2 separate regions of the Homo sapiens genome follow, and region 1 is linked to region 2. A link is a contact called in ENCODE Hi-C data. All regions are on one chromosome and are shown on one strand. The core of a region is the stretch at or near the end of the contact, and the rest is flanking DNA. Distances in the headings are between cores, read along the strand shown. Region 1 overlaps CELSR1 (cadherin EGF LAG seven-pass G-type receptor 1). Region 2 overlaps GRAMD4 (GRAM domain containing 4).

What was found. Hi-C counts contacts between places; a loop is a spot of excess contacts on that map.
Region 1: a loop to region 2 is called in a map of sciatic nerve, with 6 times the contacts of the local background. The contact joins two enhancer-like sites. A Hi-C loop is called at or near these places in 1 of 168 maps with a recorded cell type or tissue (sciatic nerve) and 1 of 37 single-sample maps with no recorded cell type.

Annotation. Positions count from the first base shown.
Region 1 is chr22:46,375,450-46,382,380 of GRCh38, forward strand. CELSR1 (cadherin EGF LAG seven-pass G-type receptor 1) reads right to left here. Exons shown (of 35, transcript NM_001378328.1): 21 at 6,397-6,601; 22 at 5,339-5,506; 23 at 3,142-3,268; 24 at 1,612-1,812. Among named protein-coding and RNA genes, the nearest start is that of TRMU, 43 kb to the left of the region's middle. RefSeq lists enhancers at 1,533-2,732, 2,183-2,477, 6,143-6,642 and a silencer at 2,183-2,477. Within about 2 kb of position 4,347, at least 12 of the 41 ENCODE cell types and tissues checked have a DNase peak (open chromatin) inside an H3K27ac peak, as active enhancers do.
Region 2 is chr22:46,671,822-46,679,118 of GRCh38, forward strand. GRAMD4 (GRAM domain containing 4) reads left to right here. Exons shown (of 19, transcript NM_015124.5): 14 at 1,022-1,176; 15 at 1,849-1,993; 16 at 2,836-2,929; 17 at 3,647-3,731; 18 at 4,779-4,847; 19 at 5,326-7,297. The coding sequence ends at 5,430. Among named protein-coding and RNA genes, the nearest start is that of GRAMD4, 55 kb to the left of the region's middle. RefSeq lists enhancers at 2,382-2,461, 2,662-2,811, 2,852-2,911. Within about 2 kb of position 2,715, at least 9 of the 41 ENCODE cell types and tissues checked have a DNase peak (open chromatin) inside an H3K27ac peak, as active enhancers do.

The DNA of each region.
Region 1 (6,931 bases), core at 3,097-5,596, 290 kb before region 2:
TTCAGTTCTGGGTCTCCACCCCACCTCCCAGGCCTGCGCATTATCAGACTGCTCTGATCTTCTGCCCGTCGTCCACCTGCTGCCAGGCTCTTTTTTTTTTTTTTTTTTTTTTGAGACAGGGTCTCACTCTATTGTCCAGGCCAGAGTGCAGTGGCACCATCTCAGCTCACTGCAACCTCTGCCTCCCGGGTTCAAGCGATTCTCATGTTTCAGCCTCCCAAGTAGCTGGGATTACAGGTGCGTACCACTATGCCCAGCTAATCTTTGTATTTTTAGTAAAGACAGGGTTTCACCATGTTGGCCAGGTTGGCCTCGAACTCCTTGACCTCAAGTGATCTGCCTGCCTCGGCCTCCTAAAGTGCTGGGATTACAGGCATGAACCAACGTGCCCAGCCTAATTGTTTCTCATAACGTGCCTGTAGACTATTTTAGATTTTTTCTATGAGATCCTTCATGTTACCTAATAATGACAGCTTTGTTTCTTCCTTTCTGATCTCTATGCTTTTGTTTTCCTTATTCATTGCACTGGCAAGGCCACCCTGCACCACAGTGGTGAACGTGAGTGGGTTCCTGATGTTACAGGGGATGCCTCCAGTATCTTCCCATTGTTATTTATTGCAACTGCAGGTTTTCTGTAGATGTCTTCATTAGATTAAAGTTTCCCCTAGTCCTAGTCTGTTCAAAGGTTTTTCTTTCTTTCTAATCATTAATGAGCATAACATTTATCAAAATTCTTTTGTACATTCATTTCTGAGAAAAATAATATTTTTCCCTTAAATGTACTGGTGAGGTAAATGGCATTCATAGATTTTTAAAATGTTAAACCATCCTTGCATTCCTAAGATAAACCCAACCTGGCCGTGGTTTTTATACTGCAATGCAAATTCTCTAACGGTGAGAGGACTATTTAGTCTTTCTACATCTTAAATCATTTTGTTTTGTTTTGAGACAGTCTCGCTCTATTGCCCAGGCTGGAGTGCAGTGGCTCCATCTCTGCTCACTGCAACCTCTGCCTCCCAGGCTCAAGCAATTCTCCTGCCTCAGCCTCCTGAGTAGCTGGGATTACAGGTGCCCGGCACCACGCCCAGCTAATTTTTGTATTTTTAGTAGAGATTGGGTTTTACCATGTTGGCAAGGCTGGTCTTCCTGACCTCAAGTGATCTGCCTGCCTCAGCCTCCCAAAGGGATCCTGGTGGGATTACACGCATGAGCCACTGCCCTTAAATCACTTTTGACAAGAGTTGTATTTTCCTGGGGATGTACACAAGAATCACTTGAACCTGGGAGGTGGAAGTTGCAGTGAGCTGAGATTGTGCCATCTCACTCCAGCCTGGATTGACAGAGCGAGACTCTCAAAAAAAAAAAAAAAGAAAGAAAGAAAGAAAGGGCCCCCCATCTCCCAATAGAGTCAAAGTGCTTGGGCCTGCCAGTGAATCCCACATCTCCACCCACAGCCTGTGACCAGGCACGTTCCTGAAAGGGCATCTGTGAAGCAGAGGTGGGGGTGGTGAGGAGGAGCTAGCCAGGGTGCTTGGAGTGGCCAGGACAGGACTATGGTAGCTGCTCCAAGCTGCGGCCCAGACAGTGGGGAGGGGAGCAGAGTGGCCATACCGGGTTTTCCGTCTGGTTGATCCCAATCACGAACACCAGCTGAGAGAGGAAGAGCGCCACGGCGAGGTGCTTGTGAATGCTGTGCAGGTTGGAGCGCAGCATGCGGACCAGGCTCAGGAGGACGAAGGCCACCAGCAGGGCTGCCAGTGACAAGGACACAGCGGCATAGGTGACAATCTTCAGAGGCAGGACCTCCCCGTTCTATGGGCAGGAGGGTTAAAGGCAGGAGAGAAGGTAAGGGCCGAGGCTCAGATCTGGTCATTGCATAACAGAGATAAATTACACACTTGCTTATGAAACGATCAAGGCTGGCAGGATCAGGCTGGGCTGGGGAGGCCGAGTGCTCATGGCTCTGGGCCTGGAACTGCCCCTCCTGAGGCTCCTTCAATGCCCTGGGCCCTGGGCATCCCTGGGGCCTGCGGCAGCACGCCAGGCTCCCTCCACTGGCTTGGGGGCCGTTCAGAGACCTCTGGCTTTGGGGCGCCCAGGCCATGGGAGCCTCGGACTCTCACTCCAGCCTCCTTTCTTCTGCCTCAATTTCAGCTTCCTTGGCCCACATGTCACCTGGCATCCTGGCCATGAGACAAGCCCCAACCCCGCCCACATATGAACAAACTCCACTAATCACTGACCCCGTCTCCAGGCTGGGTCCTGCTGGGGAGTGACATTTGCCCATGAGACAGGGGCAGAGGCGGGTCAGCTTCACCTGCATATTGCACAAGAGGCCGCTGCCCTCCTCCAGCCCCGCCTGAGGGCTGACTCACCCTTCCAAGAATGTGACAGAAACCAGGGCCACTTCACATCAAAAAGCCCTCGGAAAGGACAGTGGCCTGGGCCCTTGAGCCACAGTGCAACCCCGGGGAGGGGCCGGGGGAGGCTACCCAGGCCCCTGGTTCTGACTCCTAGACCCCAGGGTCCCACACAGGCCATGGCCAGGCTGGCTCCCACCTCCCTCCTGTCTGGATAACGGGAGGCCAGGACAGCGCTCGGGCCATTCCCCAATTCATCTGCAGCCCACAATGGCCGGCTCACATTCCCAGGCCGCTTAAAATGCCAGAGGTTAAACATTAGCCGCCCAGCCTTTTGTCCTGCTGCCCTGCGTGTGGCCCCGAGGGAGAGCGCCCAGCAGCTGTCACCTCCCTTAGGATCAAAGCAGGTGGGGAGCGGCACCGTCCAACAGACCCGCACTGAAGTGAGGGGCAGGTTCCGAGAGCTCCTCGGAGCCTGAGCTTTGGGTCTGCCATTCCGGGGTTTAATACATAACCAGGGCTCTCTGAAAACCCTTATAATGGGGCTTTGTTATGGAAATCCTCAGACTCTGGCCAATCCTCGAATATGTGTTTTAATCGGTTGATTTGTTTTGTTCCAAGCACTTAGAATGGAAGATTTAGTTTGAGGAGGGGACAGATTTGGGGGCAGGCTCAGCAGGTTTGAGGACGGGCAGGTTTGGCGGGGAGGTGCAGGTTTGGGGGGGAGGGGCAGGTTTGGCGGTAGGCCCAGAGGGCACAGTGGCCACGGGAGGATGCCCACCTCACGCCTGGAGATATCCATGAGCACCGCAAAGCTGGCTGTGTGGCTGCACTGGCAGGCGACATGTGTCCGGTTCCTGGACAGGAGCTCGCAGCCCCGGGCAGACCACCCTCCCGTCCCACCAACGCTGCGGAGAGGACAGAGAAGGGGCAGGGGTAAGACGGTTCCCTCTGCCCATGAGTCTGTAAAGGGCAGCCTTTGCCCAGCCCTGGGGGCTCCCAGGCCATCCTGGCCAAACCAAACAGCAGGTGCCGTGAGTGCTGAAAGCCCAGCGCCCTCGCAGGCTGCTCCCCACCGTGTTCCTCACCAGCCCCCTACACCGAAGACAAGAGCCACCTGGCTGTAAGAAGAGCAGCCTCACTGCCGCGGAGGCAGGACCATGGGAACAGTCTCCCTTCCCTTCTGTGTCTGGTCAGGGCCTCCAAGGAGCACCCTCTGAAGTTCAAGTTCTACGTGCCATCTAGCAGCAAAACTCAAATGGGGCTGTCTCGCGTCCGCCCCGCTGCTGGAACCACTGCCCGGGGTTCACACAGCTGCGATGCGGTCCCGTCTCCTTCTGAGGGCAGACGCTCTCAGAAAGGACATCTCACCTTCCTCTGACACTTTCATCTTCAGATTGCACAATGTTTTATGGGAACTGCCCAGAAGCCAGGGCCCCATTATGACTCCCGTTTTACTGATGGGAAGCCCCAAATAACAAGGTGTTATAAGGTGTGTCTCAGCTTCAGACAGGGCCCTGCCCTCGCAGACTCTGGGAAAAATCACATAACCTCTCAGATCCTTACTTTGCTAATCTGTAAAATGGGATGTTAGCATTAATATGTTTGGCACAAACTTTACAATCTGGGAATAATAAGTGCAACATAAAGCAGAGAGCAGGTCATTAGAGCTGGAGCTAATTGCCAGGACGCAGATGAATGCCCAAGACAGACAGCCGGGCCTGACGTCCGTCGTGGTGGAATGGGTTCCTTTCTTCTCTCTTTTATAAGCCAAGCGCCTACTACATTCCAGGTGCCATGCTGGTTGCTTATTAACTAGAACTTGGAAAGCACAGAAGCAGGAGAAGAATGAGGCTGGGCTAACCGGGCTCGCTCACCATAGCGCCACCCCCAGCACAGCCCCCACTCACGGCTCCTCACTGTGCCCAGGGCAACTGTGATGGGGGCAGCGTTCCTGCTGCACAGACGTCCCCAGATGCACAACGCTCCGCAGATTCAAGCCTGACTCCTGCATGGCGTCTCCCCTTCCCGGCACTCCCTCCCGGTGTGTGGGGAGGCAGTGGGTCTTCCCCTCCCTGACTGTGCTCCCATCCCGGCAACAGGGCCCTTCCCACCACACCCCCGTTCCAGTGCCTTCTTCTAAACAGAGACAGCAAAAGTGAAAACCAACCAGCAGAGAAAAGGCAAGCTCCCTGTAACGATAGAGCAACTCAAATGTCCACACCTCACGTGAACTCTGCAGCTAAAAAGCAAAACCAAAGCACAAACACTACTGGCTCCCAGCAGACGGGAGCCACACTGTGGTGCTGAATCCAGTCTCACGTGTGGGTGAGAATCACTCATTTTGCATTTTTCTAACGACGAAACGCCTTTCCCTCGCTTGCATGGATGCTAGAACACAGATTCTCGCGCACAGATTCTCCTGCGTTCGCCACTCTGTGACTCTCTGACGCTGCTTCTGAAACGGGCCAGATAAACTGTGCTGCGGCCAGGTGTGGCCTCTTGGGGGTGAAGCCAGTCCCCACAGCTAGACTGTGTCAGCCTCTCGGGCAAGACCGTCAGCAGATGGGCTCTTAGGCCAGTCTCTGGGTTCTGTCTCCCGTGTGTGACCGGAATGGGCCTGTCTTATCCGGCGGTGAACTGGGCACTACACTAGTGTTGGCCGCTGCATGTCGGGAGTCCCGCAGGTGAGGGGTCCCCTTCCTGGGTGTCAGCCTTGAGGGATCTCTCTGTGCGCCTGCACATCTGTATCTCCACGTGCAGGTCTGTGTGCATCTGTGTGTGGACATCTAGGGGAGGACTCTGATATTCCCACAGAAGCAGAGCAGGAGGCTCACTGCCCCCACGGGGGACTTAAAGGGGAAACACAGACCACAAGAGACCGTCCTCTTGGGGCGCTCTGCCACTGAGCCCCCGACCCTGCGGGGGCACTCTGCCTTGGCAAAGCCCTCACATGGGGCTCCTGGCGTCACACTTACGCCAGGGAGTGGTTCCAGAACACGCAGACAGGCTTGGTTCGCTCCTCCACCTCCAGCAGGGCGAACTCCACCAGGACGGGCCTCTCCAGGGGTCTCGGGAGCGGAGCCCCCTCGCTGTACACCAGCGTGCTCACCATCGGGGTATTAATGATGGGCCGGTGAGGCAACCTGAGGTCAAGAAGCCAGAGCATGGGGACAAACACGGTGAGGAAACATCTGCTTAAATCCCGCGCACAAATGCCCTGAGGACACGCCATGATGTGTTTCTAGGGGAGACAGAATCACACTCCGAGAGCTCGGACCCACGGACCCCACAGTATCTTCATCCCTAGAGCAGGTTTTATCACTGACAGGGCACACAGAGAGAGGTGTCACCTTTGGGTCAAATTGGGACTTCAGAAATTTAAAAAGAAAGAGAAGGCACAGGTGCAAAGATGTCACAGCCCATAATAGCTAATGGCAGAATCACAGGGGATGGTTTCAGTGTCCAGCAAAAGACACCAAAATAATGGCAGCTCATGGGGATGAATCACCCAGTCACTGAGAACCACGTGAACACGAGGATCCCAGAGCCAGGGAAGTATCTGGGAAATGGCAGGAAGAAGGAGGGCGGAGCCTTGGGCTGCTCCCACCGAGCAGGTTGCAAAGCTGCTTCTGGGACATTCATCCTTTCCAGCCAGGACTAGCTGAGCAGACCTAACCCCGGGGCCAGCAGCAGGCACTACCCATGACAGCCTTGGGCCAGGTGTGTGGGGACAGAATGGGGTCCCTCTGGGCACAAGATGGGGTGTATGCTGGGGAGGGGGCATTTCTGGCACAAACACCAGGATGAGCCCAGGCAAAGGGTGTGCAATGTTCCAGGGTGTGGTATCCTGTGGCAGACCCAGAATCTCCCTCCAAGGACCACCACAAGGCAATGGTCTCTGTCTCTGGGCCAGGGTCACGGTGAAATGTCACTGTGAAGACCTGTGCTTGATCAGGATCAGGATTTTGACCTGTGGAAGCCTCAGGAGCCTCCAGAACGGGCCCTCCCCGTGTGCCCCGTGCCCAGGCCTTACCGGAGGCTGCGACGGTCGGGGTCGTAGCGCTCGGGCAGGAGCTGCCCCAGGGTGCGGTAAATGATGACCAGAGCGACGGCGAACTGGCCAGCGTCATCAGGGTGTCGCCTCCGCCTGCTGATCGGGGCCTCCCTCTCGGTGCCAGGCCCCGGGCGCGTGGTCTGCGGGGTGGTCCTCCGGCCAGCCGGCCTCAGCAGGGGGCCTTCTGCAATGTGAGCAGAAGGTGAGGACTCTGGCAGGAGCACCTGTGTTCCCCAAGACTGCCGTCAGTGCCAGCAGGTGCTTCTCAAAAACCAACAGATGTCCCACAGAAAACAGTACCGTGGGTCCCCAAAAAATCAAAAACAGGACTTATCACATGACCCTGCAAGCCCACTTCTGGGTATACACCCCAAGGAACTGAAGGCGGGGACCCAGATACTTCTATTTTTATTTATTTATTTATTTTTTGAGACAGAGTCTTGCTCTGTCGCCCAGGCTGGAGTGCAGTGGCGCCATCTCGGCTCACTGCAAGCTCCGCCTCCCGGGTTCACGC
Region 2 (7,297 bases), core at 1,465-3,964:
AGACTCTGTCTCAAAAAAAAGAATCAACAAGTTGAGAATTGGGGTCAAAAAGTCTGACTTGATTGATGAATTTCTGTGAAAATGTCCTACAAAGGCAAAAAATGAAACAAAGGCACAGCTTTATCAGTCCCTTTATAGCACAGATAGTACATGGAACTCTGACCCTGGGGCCCCTGCAGGGAGGGCCTGCCACGTCTGGTCTGGTCTGGCGGGCTGTGCACTGGGGGCAGCGAGACAGCCCCCAGCACTGGGAGGGGCACCCGGAGAGACCGGAACTCCTGACAGCTTTTGCTGCCCAGGGGGGTGCGTTAGCAGGTGTGTGGGGGCCGGCCCCGCCTCCCATCCCTGCATCTGTTGCCAGGTGGGGTCCTGGGGCGCAGTCAGGCCTGGCTCTTCTGAGGTCGTGTTTAGTAGGGGGACTGACCATGATTGTGTCAGGTGACAGTATCGGGGAGAAAACGGAGCTGGTGGAGGGGAACTTGCGAGGGCGTGGCTGGGAGCCGTCTGAGCAGCTGGTCATGGGCGGCCTCTCAGCAGGGATGGGCTGGGCGTGGGGGGGCACCCAGTTGAAGAAGGGCAGGTGGGAGGGGGTTTGGGGAGGGATTGCCATGGAGGGACCTCAGATTTGGTGTCAGGTGTGGGGAATTGGGGCAGAGGAGGCACAGTCCTGAAGTGTTTCAGGTGGGTCAAGAACAGCCCTGAGCCAGGCGGAGTTGGAGAGAGAAGTGAGGGGCATTGGATGGGGGGGTCCTAGCAGAGCTGAGGGGTCTTAGTGGGAGTGGGTGGGGCGCTGGCAGTGGGGCCCTCGCCTGGGGTTGAGACTGTGCAGCACGAATGGGCCCCAGGGGAGCGAGGCTGGGGGTATCCAGGGTGAGGACTGAGCGAGCAGCTGGACTCTCACATCCAGGCTCAGGGTGGAGGGTGCCAATCTGGGAGGTGGGAGGTGCCGGAACCATCACCCTGAGTAGACTGGCATAGCTGCAGAGCTCTAGATGGAGCAGGCTGTGTCCCCTGCCCTCAGGACTCTATGCTGGTATCAAGTTCTTCCTCATTGATTTCATCTTTAAACGCTGCCCGAGGCTGCGCGCCAAGTACGACACGCCCTATATCATCTGGAGGAGTCTCCCCACCGACCCGCAGCTCAAGGAGCGCTCCAGCGCCGCAGTCTCACGCAGGGTGAGCCCGGCCCCCAGCTGCGGGGATGGGGGGATGGGGGGCCACGAAGCCGGGCATCCCCAGGCCCACAGTGCTCTGTTCACCTCCGGCTCATTTAGAGGCTGTTTCTTCAATTTTATAGACTCCTTAAACTTGAGGGTTTTTTTTTTCCCTGTTACCACTGCGGTTTCTGAGGCTCATCCAGCCCCTCCCAAGCCCAGGGCAACACCTGGGGACTGGCCATGATGACTGAGAGCCAGCAGGCCTGGGAGTGACCACTCCATGGGGGTGCCCGGCCCCTGCCATCCCTGACAGTGAGGCTCTGGCGCTGAGACCAGGCAGTTTGAGAAGGGCCCCCTTGGAGCCACAGCCTGGCACTGGGCCATATTTCATTCACAGTCACAGGCCCTCCAGATGTGCAGCACAGCATCCCAGCCAGGACCACGGGGAATGAGCAGGCCTCGGTGCTCCCTTCGGGGTGGCTCAGATGAGTCAGGAGGGTTGCTGGGCTCTCCCCACTGAGGTGAGGTGGCCCTGCCTGGAAGAAGGAGCCGCTCTGGGCCGGAAGGGACCTCGGGAACGTCTTCCCAAATTTGGATCCCAGCTTTTGGGGAGGTGTGTGTGCGGCCAGCACATCTGGGTGCTGCAGGCGTGGGCAGCGGGCCTGACCTCGACGCTGTTTGCCGTTGGCAGCTGCAGACGACCTCGTCACGGAGCTACGTACCCAGCGCACCGGCCGGCCTGGGTAAAGAGGAGGACGCCGGTCGCTTCCACAGCACCAAGAAGGGCAATTTCCACGAGATCTTCAATCTGACAGAAAACGAGCGTCCGCTGGCGGGTATGTGTGCCGTGAGTCTGAGGCCAGGCCGAGCGCCGACACAGACTGAAGGCCCGTGAGGGGGGCGCTGTGGATGCAGGACGGGGTCGCCCTGTGACAGGCCAGAGGAGCCCTCAGGATGGCATTCACATCCCACTGCCCCAGGAGGAGTGCAGGAGCCAGGGGTCATGAGGACTCTGCGGGCTACAGGGGAGGAGGGCGTGCCCGTGGGGAGAGCCGCCCACGCTGCAGCACTCCCCTGACAGCAGGCGTGCAGGCAACACACTGGGGAGAGAGTCCAGGGCGAGGCCTCAGGGCCTGCAGGGCGCTGGCAGGGGGTCTGCCCCTGGTTCCATCGTGTCTGGAGAAACAAGAGCCACCAGGGGACAGGTGACTCAGGATCCTGGGGACAGGTCAGCTTTCCCAAAGGGAGGGCCTGTTAAACTAAACCGGGCAGCTCGAGGTGTGTGATGAGCGGCTGCAGAGGCAGCTGCGGAGAACGGAGCTTCGTCCTCTGCTGAGCCCTGGCCCTGCCGGTCTTGGTGGAGGTGGTGTCCCAGCGCCCTGACCCTGCCGGTCTTGGAGGTGGTGTCCCGGCCACACTGTGACTTCTGTTGCTCCCTGCTCTGCCTGGGTGCTTTTACTTTAAAAACCCTGCCAGTGCCTGTTGAAGAGGAAACATCTGTTTTCCACCCTCTGGGGCCACCTCACTCTTGCCGGCGCGCCTTCCTCTCACTGTGGGTGTGACGTGAGCGCGGTGGGCGGATGTCAGGATCTGAGAGTCAGGCTCCTGGGTCCCAGCGTCAGGTCAGAGGCTGGGTACTTCCAGTGGAAAGTGTGACAGGCGGGCCTTCTCCCATTAGTGTGCGAGAATGGCTGGCGCTGCTGCCTCATCAACAGGGACCGGAAGATGCCCACGGACTACATCAGGAACGGGGTGCTCTACGTCACGGAGAAGTGAGTGCAGCCGTGGGGCCCTGTGTGGCTGCAGGGGAGGGGGCGCAGGAGGCTGCCTAGGCCCTGGGATGGCGTGGCTGGCCCAGTGCAGGTTTTCCTGAGTGGTGGCCATGGCCTCTCCCATGCTCTGCTCTTGCCGGCTGTCTGGGCTCCCAGGGAAAAGGTGTTGTCTCCAAGCCGGACGTGGCCTGGGCTGTACTGCTGCCATCCCTCAGGCTGGCGGGGATGCTGTCTTCTCTGGGGCCCAAGCAGTTCATGGAGACGAGGGGCAGAGTCTCCCAAGGAGGGGACCGTGTGGGGACCTGCTATTGCTGAGGCCCTGAGTCCTTGTTGCCCTGAGTGCCTCATGCAGAGCAGTGGCCGTGAGTGTCTCACTCAGAGCAGTGGCTGTGAATGTCTTATGCAGAGCAGTGGCCGTGAGTGTCTCACTCAGAGCAGTGGCCGTGAGTGTCTCAGAGCAGTGGCCGTGTCTCACTCAGAGCAGTGGCCGTGAGTGTCTCAGAGCAGTGGCTGTGAGTGTTTCACACAGAGCAGTGGCCGTGAGTGTCTCATATAGAGCAGTGGCCGTGAGTGTTTCACCGGTTCTGTGTCTGCTGGGAAGGGAGCACCACTGTCCATCCCACTGGGGGCTGAGAGGCAGCCCCGGGAGACCCCCACCTGGTGGGAGCGTGCTCTGGTTCAAGAGCCAGGCGACGCCTCTGTCCGTTCCCCTTCCAGTTACTTGTGCTTCGAAAGCTCCAAATCTGGGTCCTCAAAGAGGAACAAAGTCATCAAGCTAGTGGACATCACGGACATCCAGAAGGTTGGTGCACCTACCCACCCCCACTAACCCCCGTGTTTTCTTCGTCACCTGACAGAGGCTGGCGAGGCTTTCCCTATAGACTTCTGCCAGCCTCTGTCAGCATCTGGGCGCCGCGGCCACGCTGGCCGGCCATGGTCCGTTTCCTTGACTTGAGTCCCCATGTCCCTGTGGGTCTGCCCCTGCCCTGGGGTCCACTTGCCTGGACCGTGTGTCTCAAAGTGGAGGGGCTGGGTTGGAGCCCAGGAGGTCAGGACCCAAGCCCCACTCTGGCTGCTGTGTTCCCCTCGTATCTGGGACCCTCCCCATAAAGAAAAGCACAGGGGCCCTGAGCCCCTGCCTCGGATGCAGGTTTTCAGGTGGGAGCTCAGATGGTCGCGCCCGCTCTGGGCATTTTCTCAGCATTTTACCGTAGCATGGAATGAGCAGGTGGGCGTGGCCACAAGTGCCTGTGGTCCCTTGTTTTCTGGGGCAGGGAAGGCTCAGTGAGGCACTGGCAGGCACACTTGGCCCGAGTGGTCAGGGCCCCCAGCTCCCTCCCAGCTCCGAGCGTCCTGGGCATGTCCGCATTGGCACGGCGGGCACTCCCGGCCCCACGGCAGTTGTGGGTCATCTCTCCCACCCGGCTCTGGAAAAAAGCGTGCAGTCAGGTGACCAGAAGGGGTGAGTTCAGGGCTGGGGTCCTTTCCGCCTGCCTCTTGGGATTGGCGGTGCTGACAGATGGCCCTCCTGGTGCCAGGCCCTGAGAGCGAGTTCTGGGGCTGAGTGCCTACCGTCAGCCTCCTCAGGCCGGCTTGTCTCTGACCTTCCTCAGGCCAGCTGGCCGACGGTCTGGGCTGGGGTGGGACAGACCCTTTACAGGTCTGGTGTCTCGGCCACAAAGTGAGGAGGTGTCCACAGGCCCTTACCTTCTGTTGTTTGGAAGTCCCAGGTGCCCGTGGGCCCTGCTGCCTGTGTGCCCAGTGGAGGAGGATGCCCTGGGCCTGTGGAGGGCTGTGCCTCCCTGTCCCCAGGAGAGACCTGTGGTGACGGCCACGCTTTGCCTTTCAGTACAAGGTCCTGTCTGTCCTCCCAGGCTCAGGCATGGGGATTGCCGTGTCGACGCCATCCACCCAGAAAGTAGGTGCCGGGCGGGGGGCCGCCAAGGGGTTGGTGTGGGCCCAGGGGCCTGACTCTGAGCAACCCTGGGACCAGCGTGGGGCAGACAGCCAGAGTTTTAGTTTGGGCAGCAGGGTCACAAAGCCGCCCCCTCCCTCGCAGCAGCTAGAGCCTGGGGCTGCGTCCAGGTTGGGTTGGAAATCTTGCTGGGGCCATCGAGTCACCGGACAGACAGGGATGTTGGGCACAGGGGTCCCCTGACTCAGTGACTTGGGAGGAGGGAGGCACGGGGCTAAAGCCTGGCTCCCCTCTGCCTCTTGGCTCTGTTCCCCTGAAGGCTGGAGCCTGGCTCCGGGTGGTGGGGAGACACCTGTCTTTTGCACCCAGACCCACGTGACTAGCGTGCTGGCCTGGGGCTGGTGTTGGACTTCGTCTCGGTCCTGGTCCTGGCGCCAGCCTGGCTGTGCCATGCTCACTGGTGGCATTTCTTCCCTGCCAGCCGCTCGTGTTTGGTGCCATGGTGCACAGGGATGAGGCCTTCGAGACCATTCTCAGCCAGTACATCAAGATCACCTCAGCGGCAGCGTCTGGCGGGGACAGCTAGTATTGACTTGCCCAGGACGTTGCTGGAATTTTCTTTTTCTTTTTCTTTTTCTTTTTTTTTTTTTACGATTTGGTAGTGGAAACAATTGGACATCCTCATGAGCTTTTGCAATAATTCTCCTGGACCTGTGGTTCTATTGTGTTGACCTCTGCGTTTTATCGACCAAGAAGGGGCCAGGGCTCACAGGGACGGGGGTGCCCCTCTCCCACAGGGCACGTCAGGTGCCTCTGAGGGCCACCCGCAGACTGGGGGAGGGGGCAGAGGCCCTCGGGGGCCCGTGGAGAAGACACACAGGACCCCTGGCCCTGCCCTTCTCCGTTCCAGCCTGGACAGAGAAACCTCTCCAGCCACCCCAAGAGGTTCTCGCAACCTTGTGTCCCGCTCTCCAGAGGCCAGAAGCTCGTCCACCACCAAAGCCATAGCTGAAGAGTGCGGGGCCCTTCCTCCTGGGGACAGAAAGATGTCGTCAAGGAGGGACATGGGGGCCTTTCACCAACCACCGAGAAACGGGCCTGGCGGCCCTCCTTCCTCTTACATGAGACCCTCCTGTGGCATTTGCCCTTGGTGCCGGGCTGGGGCCGGGCGCAGTGACCCTGCCTGCGCTCCACACTCGCTCCACGGGAACAGAGAGGGTGAGAAGGGCCCACCCCTCGCCTGCCCTCAGTGTCTTTGGTGGCACCTTCCTTGCTGGCCTCCAGGGCGCTCAGCACCGCGTCTGTAAGGGCCTGCCTGCTGCTCTCGGCCTGACACGCCGGCCAGGAGGTCTGTAGCTGGGGACCAGTAAGGGCACAGGATGGTGCAGGTAAAAGCACATCTTTCTCACACTTTGCTCTTTGGAAGGCCCAGGAGAACATCCGCGAAGGCTGTTGGAGGTGCTCCGAGCACTGTGGCATGTCTGGCACATGGCCCCCAGGCTGCGGTTGCCTGGGTTGGTTGGGGGAGGAAGTGGGGAGGAGTGTTCCGGGACCATGGTGGCCCAGGCTGCAGCCGCCTTTGGGCCATCCGAGAGGCTCTGGCAGCCCCTGTGCTTTAGGGAGCAACCGTGAGCCGAGCCCAGAGGCCTGGGCCTGCACTGCCTGCAGCCGACATGCGACAGCGTTCCCTCCCCCGCGTGCCTAGCCGGTGCCGGTCCGGGCACAGACCCCCCCAGCCCCCGCCCTGCCCCAGGGAAGCCTGGGCTTCCCGGGAACAAGGTGGCATTTGTGGAGGGAGCGCCCGCAGGCCTGGTCTGCTGGGGCCGCCTGCGCTGGGCTGAAGGGAGGGAAAGGCGGCTTGGGCCTCCTGGAAGGAGGTGGCCACCCCGCGGGCCTGCGTGTCTGCTGGGGCGGATCCCGCAGCTCCCTCAGCTTGTCCTGAGTCCCTTGGGTGTCGTTGAGATTGTTGTTTTTTGAAGAAACAGAAGATTCTATTTTTTACAGCGAGCAAGCTGGTTTTCTTATTTTTGTATCCTTTTTCAGATGTAATTTTTATCTTTGCTCCGATCCTCATTTGCTGGTGTGGGTGAGGGATCCGGCGGCATGGGCTGGTTTCACCCCCTTCACGAGGGGCCGCAGAGTCACACGCTGGTGCCGGGGGTGCTTTGGGGGGAGCTGCGCCGATCACCAGATTAAGCACATGTCCTATCCCAGGCGGTGGAGCGGAGCCCCCGTGGCTCTGGACTGCGCGGACGTTGGCGTCAGGATGACCACACGGCGGCCTTTCCCGAATGGGGACAGAACCCGCTCTGAGCCGTGGGTCTGGCTCCTGTAGGGGACTGGCTCTCTTGGTGCACCAGGGGAGGGGGACATATCCCAGTGAACCCCACCTTGGCGCCTGAGGCAACACAGGGTGGGCACTGACCCACCCCCAGGGGCGGCTGCAGAGGCAG